Regions from separate parts of the Mus musculus genome. Here region 2 is linked to region 1. The links are chromatin loops, found by intact Hi-C in ENCODE. Cell type or tissue: left cerebral cortex. All regions are shown on one strand.

What was found. Peaks named below come from ENCODE experiments on the same cell type or tissue, not always from the same donor. Only the 100,000 strongest peaks of a DNase experiment are listed, where the experiment ranks them.
Region 2: a loop joins it to region 1, with 4 times the contacts of the local background. A loop is called at or near these places in 22 of 42 quality-filtered maps.

What each region holds. Positions count from the first base shown.
Region 1 is chr12:83,713,357-83,721,356 of GRCm38, forward strand. It overlaps Psen1 (presenilin 1), which reads left to right. Exons shown (of 12, transcript NM_001362271.1): 5 at 1,408-1,549. Among named protein-coding and RNA genes, the nearest start is that of Psen1, 29 kb to the left of the region's middle. In left cerebral cortex, a CTCF peak has its summit at 601 (motif pointing right); DNase peaks (open chromatin) are centred at 602, 3,138 and 3,624; H3K27ac peaks cover 1,325 bases.
Region 2 is chr12:83,766,288-83,774,287 of GRCm38, forward strand. Papln (papilin, proteoglycan-like sulfated glycoprotein) reads left to right here. Exons shown (of 27, transcript NM_130887.3): 3 at 4,128-4,243; 4 at 5,532-5,592; 5 at 5,835-5,937; 6 at 6,821-6,951; 7 at 7,537-7,660. Among named protein-coding and RNA genes, the nearest start is that of Papln, 6.7 kb to the left of the region's middle. In left cerebral cortex, a CTCF peak has its summit at 4,778 (motif pointing left); a DNase peak (open chromatin) is centred at 4,763.

The DNA.
Region 1 (8,000 bases):
AGAGCCTCAGTTTTCATTTGACAGCAGGAGGGAGTTGAGAAGGGGACATAGGCATCATGTAGCCGAGAGCACTCCCTGCAGGAACTACCTCTATAGCTTGTTCAGAGTTCCTTGGTCACTATGCAGTCTCATGGCCACACCTGCTGTAAGGGCAGAAGTAAGGTCATTGTGCTGGAAGCCTTGGCACTTGGAATTAAGGCATTTTTATGTGGGGCTGTCGAGATGGCTCAGCAGTTAAGAGCACTGACTGCTCCTCTAGAGGTCCTGAGTTCAATTCCCAGCAACCACATGGTGGCTCACATCCTTCTGTAATGGGATCTGATGCACTCTTCTGGTGTGTCTGAAGACAGCTACAGTGTACTCATATAAATAAAATAAATATTTTTAAAAAAGGTATTTTTATGTAAATGAAATACGAGAAGACAACTCCAATAATGGTCACCCTAGAGATAAAAAACCATTGCTTAAACCCTGTGACCTCTCTCTAATAACTGTTGTCCAGCCTTAGTAGTTACTGTGGCAGCATCTGGTTATTTAACAGAGTCTATTAAGCTATGGAGAAAACCTTGGGTGAGATCATTATTTCAGAACAAAGCATCCACTAGATGGAGCCAGTGCCTACCTGTGAGTTCATCTCTTCATAGTCTATTTCCTCTTACTCAGAAGACGTTATTTTAGAGGATAGCTATTTTTCTTAAGCTAAAAACTATTGGGTACAGGGTTGGAGAAATGGTTTAGCAGTTAAGAGGGTGCACCACTCTTGTGGATGTACTGAGGGGTCCATAACACCCACGTCAGAGAGCTCATAACCAGCTTCAGGGATTGGGTGCCTCTGCCCTTCATGAACATCTGCCCACATTCACGCAATGCACACACACACAATTTAAAATAAAAATATATGCCTACATTTAAAAATATTATTTGAGTGCTGCTTCACCCCTCCTCCCTCTCTTTAGCCCTCACCTTTCTTACTCTCTAGCCCTCCTTCTCTCTCTCCCTTCCCCTCTCTCTCCACATGGCCATGGCCGGCCTCTCTCTCTCTTTCTACCTTCTCTCTTTCCCCTGCATTTCTACAACAAAGCTCTAAAACCATTTAAAAAAAAATATTACCTAGAGCTAGGGTGGTACAGACCACAATCTCCACACTTGGAATTCAAAGGCAGGAAGATCACGTGTTCAAGTACAGCCTGGGCTACATGGTGAGTTCCAAGCTAGCTTGGGGTTTCTTATTAGATTCTGTGTCAAAAACTAACCAACCAAATAAAAATATCCTTGGTTGACTGATGACCTGCAAAAGGCACCTTCTAAAAGACTCATTAAACCGCAGACCTCACAGTGAATTACAGTTTTAAGAGTGTGCTGTTTGACATATGCATTAACACTCTGGTGTTTTGTTTCCCTCTGTAGAATCTACACCCCATTCACAGAAGACACTGAGACTGTAGGCCAAAGAGCCCTGCACTCGATCCTGAATGCGGCCATCATGATCAGTGTCATTGTCATTATGACCATCCTCCTGGTGGTCCTGTATAAATACAGGTGCTACAAGGTGAGCACGAGGCAGTCTGCTGTCCGCCTTGACCTGCCTATGGGTTGTCCTTGTGTGTGTGGGAGGGGAAGGGTGGGAGAGTTGGGGGCGGGGGAGATGTGTATGCAGGCCTGTGCATGTCAGAGTGTGCGTGTGCAGTTGGTAGGACCACTTTGTGGAATGCATCTTTTCCTTCCATCTTTGCTTGGGTTTTGGATATCAAATCTCCAAGCTTGTAAGCGTCACGTTCTGAGCCCCTTCACAGCCTCCTTGTCTTGACTTGGTCTAGCAAAGAGGAAGTGTCTTATATTTTGGATCTAAGTTATTTTTCCTTTTATTCTGAAGCATGTTGAAAGTACCAGAAGACATACATGGAAAACAGGTGTTTTCATGTAAGGTCACATGTTTTCAGTATTTTGATTTATAGTGTGCCTATGGCATTCCAAAGACTTTTGTATATATTGTCCTTAACAAATAGTGCTATAGAATTTAAGTGCCCCATAAGCCACCTTCAGATGCTGCTACTGAACGCAGTAGTGACTGGCCCCTCACTTGAGAACCAGCATCATTTGCTTAGTCTCTCAGAGCAGCCCTGCTTCTTACCTTGGTCAATGGGCACAGGGAGAAGTTGCAGCAGAGATGCAGGCCCAGCCTCCCAGCCTGTCCCCCTCTCTCCCTCTCCTCCCCTCTCTTCTCCCTCTCTTCTCCCCCCTCCTTCCCCCTCCTCCTCCCCTCCCTCCCTCCCTCCCTCCCTCCCTCAGTAAGCAACTGCGTCCTGGACCTCAGCCACCCAGCACATGCTTCATACTCAAACCTCAGAAAATCAACAAATCAATACTGGTCATGGAATCTTCAGGTCGTCCTCAGTAGTAGGAACAGTAAATGTTAACTCTCCGTATTGAAGTTTACTCTCTGTCTACATTATTTTCTCCTAGATTTTTCTTTGGGGTTTGTTTTGTTTTGTTTTGTTTTGTTTTTTGAGACAGGGTTTCTCTGTGTAGCCCTGGCTGGCCTCAAACTCACTCTGTAGACCAGGCTGGTCTCAAACTCAAAAGATTCACCTGCCTCTGCCTCCCCAGCGTTGAGATTAAAGATCTGCGCCGCCACCACCTGACAAATAGCGTGTTGTGCAGCGGTTTTCTCCGCACGTCTCACTGCACCTGTGTCTGTCTGCTTGCCAGTCTTTACCTCCTGGTCCCTTTCTTGGCCTTAGTGGACACATCCTGGACCTCAGCTGATTAGGGACCAGGCTTGTTCTTTTGCCTCCTTTTACGATTTTATTGGGGGTAGAATTCTGCCTTCTTCCACGTTTATTCTCCCCCACTTCCAGATTTCCTGCCTTTCATTTTTCAAAGTTGCCTGTGTACTACATACAGAGGTGTGGACTCAGCATTGAATTTCCTGAGAGTTTTTTTTCCTAGTAATCTTGGGAAGTTACTTAGTTTCTGTGTACTTTTACATTCCATATGGAGAAAGAGGCCACCATCTGTAAACTACCTCTCCTTGCCTCTGTTTTCAGTTTTTCCTGCACTGATCTGTTGATGACAATAAGCCAACTGTATGGACTATGTGCGTACTCCGTGTTTCATTTGGCATCTCACGAGCAGTGCATGCGCACACCTCCTACTTTCCCAGCTGTCCAGATGAGGCGTGGGGGCAGGGTCACAGTTGCTGTGGGTCAGAGACTAATGAATCAGTTTGGGAATTCGCGTTCAGAATTTGGCCTTGATTGACTGACAGGCATTATGTAAAATTCCTCTCAAACCTAGTCCTTCTTTCCTAAAGGCCATGGTCCTTGGCGCCCCCATGGAATCTGTTTATCTGCTTGGCAATACTTCCCTAGTTCTATCCGCTGCCTTTGCAAACTTGGTTTTTCTGGATCCTCTCGCCATTGGCTTGTTAGTGTGCGTTCTGACCTTGGTTCCTTTCCTCCTCTGCAGTTCCCCTCAGGCTCACAACCCAGTCCCAGACTCTGGAGGCTTTCCCCTCCTTTGTTTCTCAGAGAGCCCTGATTAGGGCTGGAGAAATGGTTTATCCGTAGGAGCACTGGCTGCTCTTGCAGAGGACATGAAACCGATGAATTTAGTTTCCTACTCCCACGTCTTGGCTCATATTCGTTCCTCACTCTGTTTCCAGGGGATCCAACAACAACCTCTTTTGGCTCCTGGGGTGGCAGGCACAAATGGCACTTACTGCATACATATACACACATGCACAGGGAAACCATGCATACACATAAGGAAAAAAAAAAACCTTTGAAACAAAATCACTTACTCTCTGGATTAATTTTGTACCCTCAGATCTAACCTTAAATTTTTTTAAAATTAAGTTTATATAGTGTATGTCATGTGGACATGTATGTTCCATGCTTCATATGTAGAAGTCAGAGGTGAGTTTGCAGGAGTCATTTCTCTCCTTCCATGTTGTGTGACAGACTTTTCCTGCAGCACACATCTGCTCGCCAGAAAAGATGAGCGTAGCACTCAGTAGCAAAGTAAAAACAACTGAGCCGGGGTCTGACGAGCGAGCCAGTGAGGCAAAGGACAGACTTTTTTCTTTTCTTTTTTTCTTTTTTGAGACAGGGTTTCTCTGTGTAGCCCTGGCTGTCCTCGAACTCACTCTGTAGACCAGGCTGGCCTCGAACTCAGAAATCTGCCTGCCTCTGCCTCCTGAGTGCTGAGATTAAAGGCGTGCGCTAACACTGTCTGGCAAGGATATACTTACACTGAGAGGTTGCTTACAAGGAGCAGGGATGATTCAAAAGCAGCTCTGTCCCTGAGAGGGCCACTCCAAAAAAAAAAAAAAAAAGCTGCCACCCTGGAGCTCCCTGCATGGCTGTGGGCAGCTCCCAGCTACCTTTCTGCATTTGGGCTGCTAGAATCTCCACCCCAAGCGGTCGTTTGCTCCTTTGTATGTTGTTGCCGACTGGGCCGCAGGAATCTTGTGAGGTTCTGTTCCCTCAGCTATGTGGCCTTTGATTTCGTTTGAGGCTTCTAAAGGGAATGTCTCAGATCAGAGGAAAATAAATGTCATCCAAGAGGACCTGCCTCAGTTGTCACGCCTGCCAGCAAGTGCCTTCACCAACAAAGCTATCTTGCTGTCCTGAAGACAACTTTGATTCAGTGCTTTCAGCCTAGAAGTCATTGCTTATTGGACCCATGGTTTGTTGGTTGATTTATTAATTCTACTTTGATATCTACAAACACATATCCTCCATCCCCTTATCTTCAATAGGTCTGCTTTGCTAACTTTTTTTTAAACTTTATTTACTTATTTATTTAATTCATTTTACAGTCTAATTGCTGCCCTCCCCTCACACAGTCCCCTTCCCCCTTCTCCTCTGAGAGGGTGGAGGCCCCCATTGGGTCTCCCCCCACCCTATCACATCACGTCTTTGAGGTCTAGGTGCAACCTCTCCCACTGAGGCCAGACAGTGCAGCCCAGTGAAGGGAACATATTTCACAGATAGGCAACAGCTTTGGGGACATCTCCTGCTCCAGTTTTTGGGGTACCCACATGAAGACCAAGCTGCACATCTGCTGCCTGGGTGCAGGGGCCTGCTTTGCTGGCTTTGATGTTGCTCCTGTTCATCCATTGTCTTCTTTCTTACTGGTCACTTCCTTTCCCAAGTTCCTCTAGGCCAGTCATCCCCAGGCTAGCCTTTCTACTTCTTTAGCTTGATTTCACGTGCCACAAAAACAAAGGTACCCCAGTGTCTTGGGGCTTTTTTAATTGTTGTTTGTTTTGAGATAGAACCTCATTGCATATTCTGGCTGTCCTAGAGCTCAATGTGTAGACCAAGCTAGCCTCAGACTCATGGATTAAAGGCAATACTCAGCCATGCCTCGTCCTTTTAATGAAAGTGCTAATGCTCCCTCCCATCACCCTCTTTCCGTACTTAAGGTATATTTTCAACTTCCTTGCATCTTCTACGGTTTGTTAATACTGTTACTTGAAATCTAGTAGTTATAGTTTTCATTTCTAGAATTTATATTTGTCTGTTTTAAAGATGTTAGATCATTTTGGGTATAATCTTTTTGTCCAGATTTAATTTTTTTCCTATTAGTTTCCTGTCTTTATGATATCTTAAGTTTTGGGGAAGGATAATTCTATTGACTTTTACTCATGGTGATTTATACCGTGAATGAGTGATTTCTGGTCATTTTGAGTTTATATCTTTGAAGAGTTTATTAGAGTCATTTTGCATGCACGTGAGCAGTTGAAGATTGGCACATGCCAAAAACTGCCTTTGACCCTCATGCCACCTGACCTGATTTCTATTTTCCTTTAAAATTTTTTTTTTTTTTTAGGGAAAAGAGGGCTTCTAAGAATTTTTCCTTTTCTTTGTCACTTCTAACTGTATTTGAGATTGTATTCAACTATTAAGATTAGTGTCTTCTAGAAAGGAACAGGGCGGCCAGTTCAAAATAAAACAGTCCTATGAGGGGGGAGTGAGGATGATCATAGGAAAGATAAAAAAAATATATGCAAGGGACAGGTATGGGAGGGCTGCAGGTCAATACCACACCAGCATCAAGTGTATTTCTCATAGCCTTCTTATACTACAGTACCGAGGGAAGCAAAGCCATAGGCTAACAGAAACAATTGCTGAAAAATACACAGGTGACATCTATTCTCATCCAAAAGCCTCCCTGTTCCTTCCACCAAGGTCAATAGAATCTTCAGCCCCTTGCCTTGAGCCTCAAGTGCACCTCCTCTTATTGTTCCATGCCTCAGCAGGCCAGGAAATCTGCCATCAGACCCTCACCTGCCTTGATTCTGCCTGGCAGGCAGACTCACAAACACACACACACACTCACTCTCTCTCTCTCTCTCTCTCTCTCTCTCTCTCTCTCTCCCCCCTCTCCCTCTCTCCTCTGCTTCCAACATAGAAAATTTTAGAGAATCTGTCCACTGTATTTTTATAAATACAGAGAGATGGGTTCATTTTAGTTCAGCGTTTTCAGGGTTAGCAAAAATAATGTCTATTGTTGTGGGCTACAGGGTATTTCTCAGTGGTACTTGCATGCATTCTTAGCTGCCCTCACCTAACAGGCACACACACACAGCCCTATCCTGGCCAGAGTGGGGTCTCAGCGCCTCCCATCTTTGTCTTTTCTACAGCTGCTATGCCCCTCAAATCCTGGGTTGTCTTCCTACTTTGGCACCAACTGTTGTTTTGACCTTCTGTCTCACCGGTGGTTAGAGTGCACATGTGAATGGGATGTGTGTGTTGGGATGCAGTGTTGTTTTTTGTTTGTTTGTTTGTTTGGGTTTTTTAAATATATTTTTGTTTTGTTTTCAAGTTAATGCTGAACTCATAGAATGGGTTGGGAAGTGATGTACCCTCCTGGTCTCTTTTCTTCATTTACACCTAAGAATTGGAACATATGTGTTGTCTTGCTGTTCGTGTTTATTGAGTCTTCTTTCACATAAACAGGTTTTTCTAGTATTTATATATTGTATAATTTGGGTTATATCTTGGGCACTTTGTTTTCAGTTTTTAAAAATCAAGTATTTTATTTATTACTAGTTCTGTCAAGAGTTCAGGCCAGGAAATTTCATAGTGAAACTCTATTTAGAAAACAAGAGTCTGGAGAGATGGCTCAGCAGTTAAGAGCACTGGCTGCTTTTTCAGAGGTCATGAGTTCAATTCCCAGTACTCACATGGAGGCTCACAACCATCTGTAACTACAGTTTAGGAAAATTTGACACCCTCTTCTGGCCTCTGCCCCTGACTGACTAACAAACACACATACACACACAGTGCATAAATATACATGTAGACAAAACACCCATACACATAAAATACCTTTTTAAAATAGAACAAGAGTCACGGCCACATACGCTTCCTGGGAGATAGAGCAGTGAACTCGAATGGCTTCCAGATAGGATTTCTGGTTTCTTGGGACTTTTCTGTCTTTGTTCTTCCAGCTAGACACTGAGACTGTTTCCTGGTGTCAGGGCCAAAAGCTGGGAAGTCAGGGAGCTACACAAGACTCGTCTCATACCCTGATGAACACCGGCTCCCGTCAGAATGAAGATTTTGTTCTCCCTAAGTGCAGGGCTCCAGCCTCCTCTTTCCTACGACTTGGGGGTGGCTGGTGGCTGGCTTAAGAGAGACCAGTGGATCTCCCCTTGTCTTGCTAGTGCCAGCTCTGGCAGGCCTTGCATGGAAGTGAGCAGAAAGGAAGGGTTAAAGGCTACTGAAGCCACGCCACTTGCACTTTCCTAGCTCCCTGCCTTCTCTCGTAGTCCGCAGCTAGCTGAGGTTTGAGTTCTTCCAGGTGCAGCTGTAAACAGAGAAGAGACCGTAGAACGTGCTTAATTCTGTCAGCTAGACCTGGCCTTCACATTTGGGTCAGTTCTGTACATGTTTTAATTATGCTAAATTTGAAAACATCTGGAATGTTGGTACCCAACTCTATTTCTACCCTCGTTCATCTGTGCTGTTTCGTGTTGTTTTTTAATG
Region 2 (8,000 bases), 53 kb after region 1:
AAGAATTGAGCCGACAGCTCCCCAGCTCCTGCACCATGGAGATCTGACTGGAGTGCTTAGGTCCCTAACTGGACACGGCAGTCTGCAGGAGCCAATGTTTCCTCTTAGCTCTCCTGCCTGCTGAGGAGGAGTCCAGTCTACTGGGCTCTGGCTAATGTCACAGAACGTTCACCATGACGTCTTCCCTTTAATTGAGAAAAGATGTGCCGCCGGGAACAGCCCACCAACCTCTGCCTGAAGGAGATGGCTGAAATGTTCTCCCTCTCTTTGAGGTTCAGGAGGCGGCCACAAGGTCCATGTGTTTCTTGGACAGTTGAAATGTGCACAACCAAGGAGCTTTTGGCGTTGATTTGAGCTTAATTCGAACTAGAGGTGGCTATGGCTATCAGGTTAGAGCAAACCTCGAGGGTGGATTCTGGAAGCTGAATGGTGATCAGGTATCAGTTTTCATGAGGGAAGCCCAAGGAACAAGGCTTCTTGGAGCCATAAGGCCAGACAGGGACCCTTTGGGGACAGAGGGATCTGCAGAGCTGGGTGCTGAGCAGAACAGAGAACACAGGCCCCATTCTACCCTAAAAATCACCCCACAAGGGAGACCACAGTCTTGCCCATCCCTCAGGCAGGCCCAAATGAGCTAGGACTCAAAAGTCTCAAAGAGCTAGGACTGCTACCCTGGGGAGGAGAAGGGACAGTGCTGCCTCTATAGTAATATGGGTGGAGATGAAAAGGGCAGGCAAAGGAGTGGGTGATAGTGGTCGGCACGGGGCAGCCCCCCAAAAGCTCATACCCTCGAACTCAGAAATCCACCTGCCTCTGCCTCCCAAGTGCTGGGATTAAAGGCTGGCCTTTTAAATTCTTACTGAGCTGAACAGTCAGGTTACTTTGATTGCAAACTCAGTTCTGTAACAGCATAGCAGGGTTTTCAGTGACTTCTGCCCTCTGTCAGGCCATTAGTGGGCTGCAGCCCCGCTTCCTCACGTTCTTCTGGCGTGTCATCTGTGCCAGCCTATAGCCCTTACTCCCTAGATCCTGCTCTGAGGTCCTTCAGCACAGGCTGGTGAGAGCCTGGGTGGAGGGGTTCCCGTGTCAGCATCAAATCCCCAGGGTGAAATCCCAGAGCCACTCCAGGACAGCTGCTCGAAGCCTGTCCCATGCTTCAAGCTATAACCCCCTGGGATTTGGCTGATCTAATGTGCACACCATAAGTTGTCTCATGGATGAATCAATGATTGGGAAGCATACTGGATTCTATGAGGTCCCTTCTCCCATGTAGGGGACACATGGGGCCTTCTGCTTCACCCTCTCCTTCCTTCTTCCCAGCATGAAAGGCCTAGATGAGGTTGGGTTCTTTCCCTGTCCTCTGGTTGAGAGTTTTGATCCAGGGTCACTGCTCAGTGGCCTCTGACTGGTGGCAGGATCCACCATGGGGTCCTGATCACCCTAGGATCCCTGTCAGGGCTGATTAATCAACTTAGCACAATGGCTGGACTGATGATCAAAAGCAAGGCTGCGAATCCCTTTGCCTGCCCTGTAGTCTCTGTCCCCTTCCCACACTCATCCTGGTGCCCAGCAGGTAGCCGGGCCTCGTGGACACAGGCAGGAAAGGGGGCTACTGAGCTGGATCTGGAACTGGAGGAAGGGAGGGGTGCGGAGAGCATGGGACAGGCGGGGACAGGCCCAGAGCAGGGTTGGGCCACACCAGCTCCTGGCTTCATAGCACCACACAGCTTGAGGTTTAGATAATTACACAGAGAACGAAATGTGCTCATGCCTCTTGTGACCCGATGTGGGTGGAAAGATGCAGGGGGCGTGGTTCAGCATTGTACAGACCAGGGCTCATACACATGCAGGCAGGAGGCCTCTACCTTAGAGGTGCTGGTCTCGGGAAGCAAGGAATGCCTTTATAGGGCACCCGGCAGGAGTGTGGCCTCTAGAGAGCCCTAAGTTCAGACCACTCCCCTACCTGTAAGACAACCAAAAATGCCTCGGTGGCCAGAGCTGTGGACGCATGAGTTGGCCTTATCTTGCCTCCAGAAGAGTTGGATTTCCAGGGGCTGTTGCACCAAGAGACCTAGACAAATATCTAAATAGACGATGGGCAGGGCCAGCGGTAGCCAGTCATGTGAGGGCCACATCCTAGTACTTACCACGTGACAGCAAGGCTTGGATATCACGCAGGCTAGAATCTCAGTCTGGAAAGCCACCCCCACACCTTCTATACAGTAAGCGCCCCACTTTAAAACAGAAACTCAAGCCGAACAAAACCAGTTTGCATTTCACTGCCAGAGCACCTGAGCACTTTGGGTCACTGGTTTGGAAACTTGGAGGTTCTGTTCTAGCGAGAACTGAAGGAGAGGATCGATGATTTACAGTGAGAGGTGAGACCTCTGGTCTGCCTGACCTCTGCCTGGCTTCATGTGGCTCAGCGAGTTTAGTGCGGTTTGCTCTGCTTCCAAACTGTGGTCTATAAAACCAAGAGTAATGAGAGACTTGTGTTGGACATTAGCAACCTTCCCTGCTCGCCTCAGGCTGGGAGGCTCCCCGTTGGGGAAGGACTTGTTTCTCTTTGTTCACACTTGGACTCCTTCTAAATAATGGGACTTATATTTCCAAAAGTTTCATATGATGACACTTCACAGTGAAGTCCCCCTTCACTGTGACGTGTTTACAGCTTATGCCCTGCCTCTCGCTCGGCACCCCTGTCTAGTTGCTTAGGATCCAGTGTCTCGTTTGGCTGCCTGTTCCCCCAGGCAGGTGGGGACACAGCTGTAGGATGAGCTCTTGGGTCTGTAGTGTGTGGGGCCTTGGCTTTCCTGCTGTTCATGTGTGTCATGCTCTTTGGGAGCCATTAAGCTACGAGGCTTAGGTGAGAGAATGTGTGTACCATGTGGCCATGTGATTCTGGCTGCGAGGTGTCACATCCAGTATGACACTTCCATGGTGTCATTTCAAGAAGGCAAACTAGATCTCGTGTAAACACTCAGGGCCAGAAGTTCACAGCTGGTTCATTTCACAGAGTCCCCACAGTCTGAGGCCTGATCTTATTCCCAAGTCAGTGCCCAGTCTGAAGGGTTGTTCCCACTCTAGACATCACGCGGGGTTTTCCAGTGGAAGGAGTGGGGGGTGGGGGCAGCGGGGGGAGAGGAGGACAGATGTCCATTCACTCTCCAGGGTACTCCAGACCGCCGCCCAACACTTGTATTTATGTACCACTGATGAGAACTTAGGGATGGGCCAGGAAGCTACAGGAAGTTAAGAGTAAGATTCTCTTGTAAGGGGTAAGGGAAATGCATATTGGGACGCCTCCAGGAGCCCACAGATTAACAGGAACACCCCCAACCCACAGAGGACAAAATTATCAAGCTCCTAGTTTAATCGACCAGAACTGTAGAAGTTTCTAGAAGTGAGCTCACTTACATCTAGAGCAGAAGAGGCTCAACCAGGGAATCCTACTGAAGTTCTGTCCTGTCTTGGGGTTACTCTATGAACAGAGAGAGCCCCACCTGCCTGAGGACCTGCTGCAATCTGCCCCACCCTTATAGGTGTCTCTGGAAAGGGACAGGTCTGTTGATCCACAGACTCCATTCTAGGGACACCAAGCCAGGCTCTGAACTTGCCATAGTATAGCATCGTCAGGGGAGAAGGCCTCCTCTGCACCACATCTGGCAAACAGAAGACACCCAGAACACGTGGCCACCTGGCTAGATAAGTACACAGACCATAGCGGAGTAAAATGACAGGCCCAGAGTAATGATTCAAAGGACCCTTGTCCTCGGTCCCCCACCCCCCTTCTTCCGCGATAGAGTGGACCCACAAATGCCTGGACTCAGTGCAGAGCCCCTCCTCCAGGCCTCCTGAAACTGCAGGCTCTTCCCAGCTGACCGTGCCAGTCACACCTAGGCTGGCTCTCCCTCCCACTACTTAGACAGCAGGTTAAGTTTGCAATGAATATTAGGACTACCCAGAGGCGCTTCTGTGTCCTAACCAGGCAGTACTGGAAGCCTCTAGGCTCTTTGAATTGATTGGGGAGCATCTTTAGTAGGGGGACCTCTGCAGGGCTCTGGGCGAGCGAGGGGGTGGGGAGAGAGGTGTGAGTCACAGTAACAGCCCGAGCGTGTTTTTCACAGGCTCGAAATGTGAGGCGCCAGAGTGACACCTGGGGCACCTGGGGCGAATGGAGCCCCTGCAGCAGGACCTGTGGAGGAGGCATCAGCTTCCGGGAGCGCCCCTGCTACTCCCAGAGGTAGGGAGGGAAAGCTTAGAGCCTGGCAGCAGTTTAAAAGAGGGCCAAGTGAGGAATGTCTGGCTGCTGGCTGGGAGCCTGACATCAGGGTCATTATGCGGCAGATTCACTGTGGAAGAGCGATGAGGCATACAGGAAAACAAGTATTTCCCATGTGTACTCACCCGGGATTCTAATTTAGCCTTGATTGAGAGGAGCTGAGCCGGGTTTACTTCCTCTGCCTTAAGCCTAGTGCTCCCGCTGGCGGGTGGTGGTCGTGGTAGTGGAGTGGTGGTCGTGGTGGTGGGGTTAGGGGTGGAATGGGGTGGAGTAGGAGCCGTGGGGGGCGTTGTGGGAGCTTCATTTGCAGAGTTAATGAACAGCGGCCGTCCTCAGTTCCTACTTGCTAAGGTTTCTTTGCTCTCAGCTGCTCTGTCAAGTGCAGAGGACCCTTTCCTGACAAGTGACTTATTAAGAATTTACTCGGTGCCCTGTGCTGGGATGGGAACTGTAAGGAGGGGGTCGGGTACGAAGGAACGGTAATGAGGCGCCTCCTACTGGCGTTTTTGTGAACTGGTTCCCGAGAACCTATGGGAGTCTGGCACATGACTGTCCTTTCAGCACTAGGGAAGTGGAGTCAGGATAATGAAATGTTCAAGGTCCTCCTCCGTTACAGAGTTAACCTGGGACTTAGTTTCACAAAACATAAATAAATAAATAAATAAGTAAGTAAATAAATAAATAAATAAATAAATAAATAAATATCAACCAGGCGGTAGTGGCTCACGCCTTTAATTCCAGTACTTGGTAGGCAGAGGCAGGCAGATCTCTGAGTTCAAGGCCAGCCTGGTTTACAGAATGAGTTCCAGAACAGCCAGGGCTACACAGAGAAACCCTGTTTTGAAAAAAAAACAAAACAAAAAACAAAACCCAAAACAAGCAAACAAAAATATCTCAACCGCTCCCCCTCCCACCCCACCCTACCCCCCCAAAAAAAATAAAACAGAAAAAGAACAGAACTTCTAACATCCTGGATTATTTATTACCAAATTGCAGACTGAATCCACAGGTAGAGTTCAAGGGCCTTGTGGCAGGAATCAGGTCAAGGGTAGGGACGGTCAGCCTAAGAACCATAAAACATAGTCTGGTTACACCCATCCAAGGGATTTAGGTCCGAGTGCAACCCCCAGCCCCCAATTGCTTTGGACTCTGGGCCAGCCTTGCCCACCAGGACGCCTCGTGGAGAGGCCATGAGAGCCCAGGAACGGGTGGGGAACGTTGGGGTCTTCCTGATGCTCTCGCTCTGCAGGAGAGACGGAGGCACCAGCTGCGTGGGCCCCGCGCGCAGCCACCGCACCTGCCACACGGAGGTAAAGCCTGCGTGTCCCTCCCCACCCCATCCCCGGCCGCCTCTCTCCTACCCTCCTCACGCCCCGCCTTCGACCTGCCAGGCACCTAGGGAGAGCAAGAAGCCTCTCCTGGGACAGGAGTGGGTGGGGCAGAAGCGCAGGACCCAGGGCTCCAGGACACGGAAGATGGATAGGGGAGGTCCTTAGCCGCCTCAGTGCCCACGCTGGCACCCATGTTCTCTGACATACATGTTCTCGTGCAGAGCTGCCCAGACGGCGTGCGGGACTTCCGGGCCGAGCAGTGTGCAGAGTTCGACGGCACCGACTTCCAGGGTCGGCGCTACCGGTGGCTGCCCTACTACGCAGGTAAGCAGCACCGCCCTGCTCTGTAGGCAGTTATTAAAGCACAATAGATCTTTTCTTTTCTTTTTCTTTTTTTTTAAGATTTATTTATTTATTATATGTAAGTACACTGTAGCTGTCTTCAGACACTCCAGAAGAGGGCATCCGATCCGATTACAGATGGCGGGGAATTGCTATAAAAGCCTTCACTCCTGGCAAGGGTGTACTCCCAGCTGCTGCTGCCTCCCTTGGGGGTTCTCAAAAGGCCTTGTTCTGGGATCAGCCTCCCACCCTCTTGCCCACCCAGCCCCCAACAGATGTTAAGTTTCTTTTCATTGCTATGATAAAACACCATTGAAGCTGGGCGTGGTGGCACATGCCTTTAATCCCAGCACTCGGGAGGCAGAGGCAGGCGGATTTCTTAGTTTGAGGCCAGCCTGGTCTACAAAGTGAGTTCCAGGACAGCCAGGGCTACACAGAGAAACCCTGTCTCGAAAAAACAAAAACAAAAAAAAACCAACCAACAACAACAACAACAACAACAACAACAACAACAAAAAACCCACCATTAAAAGGTAGCTTGCAAAGGAGTTTATTTGGACTTGTGACTGCAGAGAGAGAGAGTCTGTAATGGCTGGTGGCTGGTGTAGGGATCTGATTGATATTTCAACCACACACAATAAGAGAACTCAAGCCAGAGTTGAGGCAAGGAGGCTGGAAACTTTGAAAGTCCACACTCAGTGGTGTACACCACCCCACCAAGTCCCACAACCTCCCCAGACAGCACCACTAACTGGGGACCAAGTGTTTTCAATCCATGAGCCTGTGTGTGTGGGGGGGTGTTGTTTTTATTCAAACCATCACAGTTCGGTGCCAAGATGTCAGCTCTCTCCTCTTGCCCACCCAGCCCCTAATAAGTGTGAGCTGAACTGCATTCCCAAGGGGCAGAACTTCTACTACAAACACAAGGACGCCGTGGTGGATGGGACACCCTGTGAGCCTGGCCAGCGGGACATCTGTGTGGACGGAGTCTGCCGAGTGAGTGCTGCCCCCTCCCAGCTGGCTGGGGGACTATTATGGGTGATGTCTTCCAGCATCAGTGGGACCAAGTGGCTGTCAGGAGTTTGGTGGCTTAAGTCCTAGTTCCCAGAATGCAATGCAGTCATCACGGATATTCTCTGACGACCTCAGCTTTGTCCTTGAGAACACTAACCTCATCAAAGAAACTCTCTGGATGTCTAAAGCTGCCCTCAACCAAACCCAACCAAATGGGAAGGGGTGGCTGTAGAAGCCATGGGCTAGACATTCTCTACCCATCTCGTGCTTCCTTCTCCTCTGGGTCAGCTTCAGACTCGGGCAGGCTCTCCTCATGAGCATGAGACAAGATGGCAGCCCCAGGCCTCTACTACACCAGTCTGCCAGCATCTGAGTTCATAGCAGCCTGGTCTCAGCTCTCTGTCCTGTCAGCCTAAGGGAGGCAGGGAGTGGTTAGTGGCAGCTGGGACGGGTCTGAGCCATTCCGTGCCCTGCTGCCCTGCCTCGGGGCATTTGGAATCCTGAGCCTGCCTCTCCTGTTCTATCCCACCTTGCTTACTTTCTACCTCCCCCCCCCCTTCCCCGCAGGTGGTTGGCTGTGATCACAAGCTAGACTCAATCAAGCAGGAGGACAAGTGTCTGCAGTGTGGGGGTGATGGCTCATCCTGCTACCCGGTCACAGGAACCTTTGATGGCAATGATCTCAGCAGAGGTGGGGTCGTACGGGGGTCTCCGCAGGGGTCTGTTGCCCGCCCGTCTTGGCTTGCCTGTCACCTTCTCTGACCAGGGCTTGAGGCCAAGTAATCCTCACGGCACTCAGTGGGTCTGGCTCGGGTCACGTGGCTGCAGAGTAGAGGCTATGTCCTATACAGGGTCCTTCTCATGTGCCCACCTTGGTTGGGACGATCACCCATGTGTGTGCAGTCCAATGTCACACCGCTGACGCCTGGATGCCTGCCACCCTCATCCTGCTCCACCTTTTCCATGTTGTTCTCTCTCCCAAGCTGTCCTGGTGTCCAGAACCTATTCCCAGAGCACCCTCCGCCCCCGCC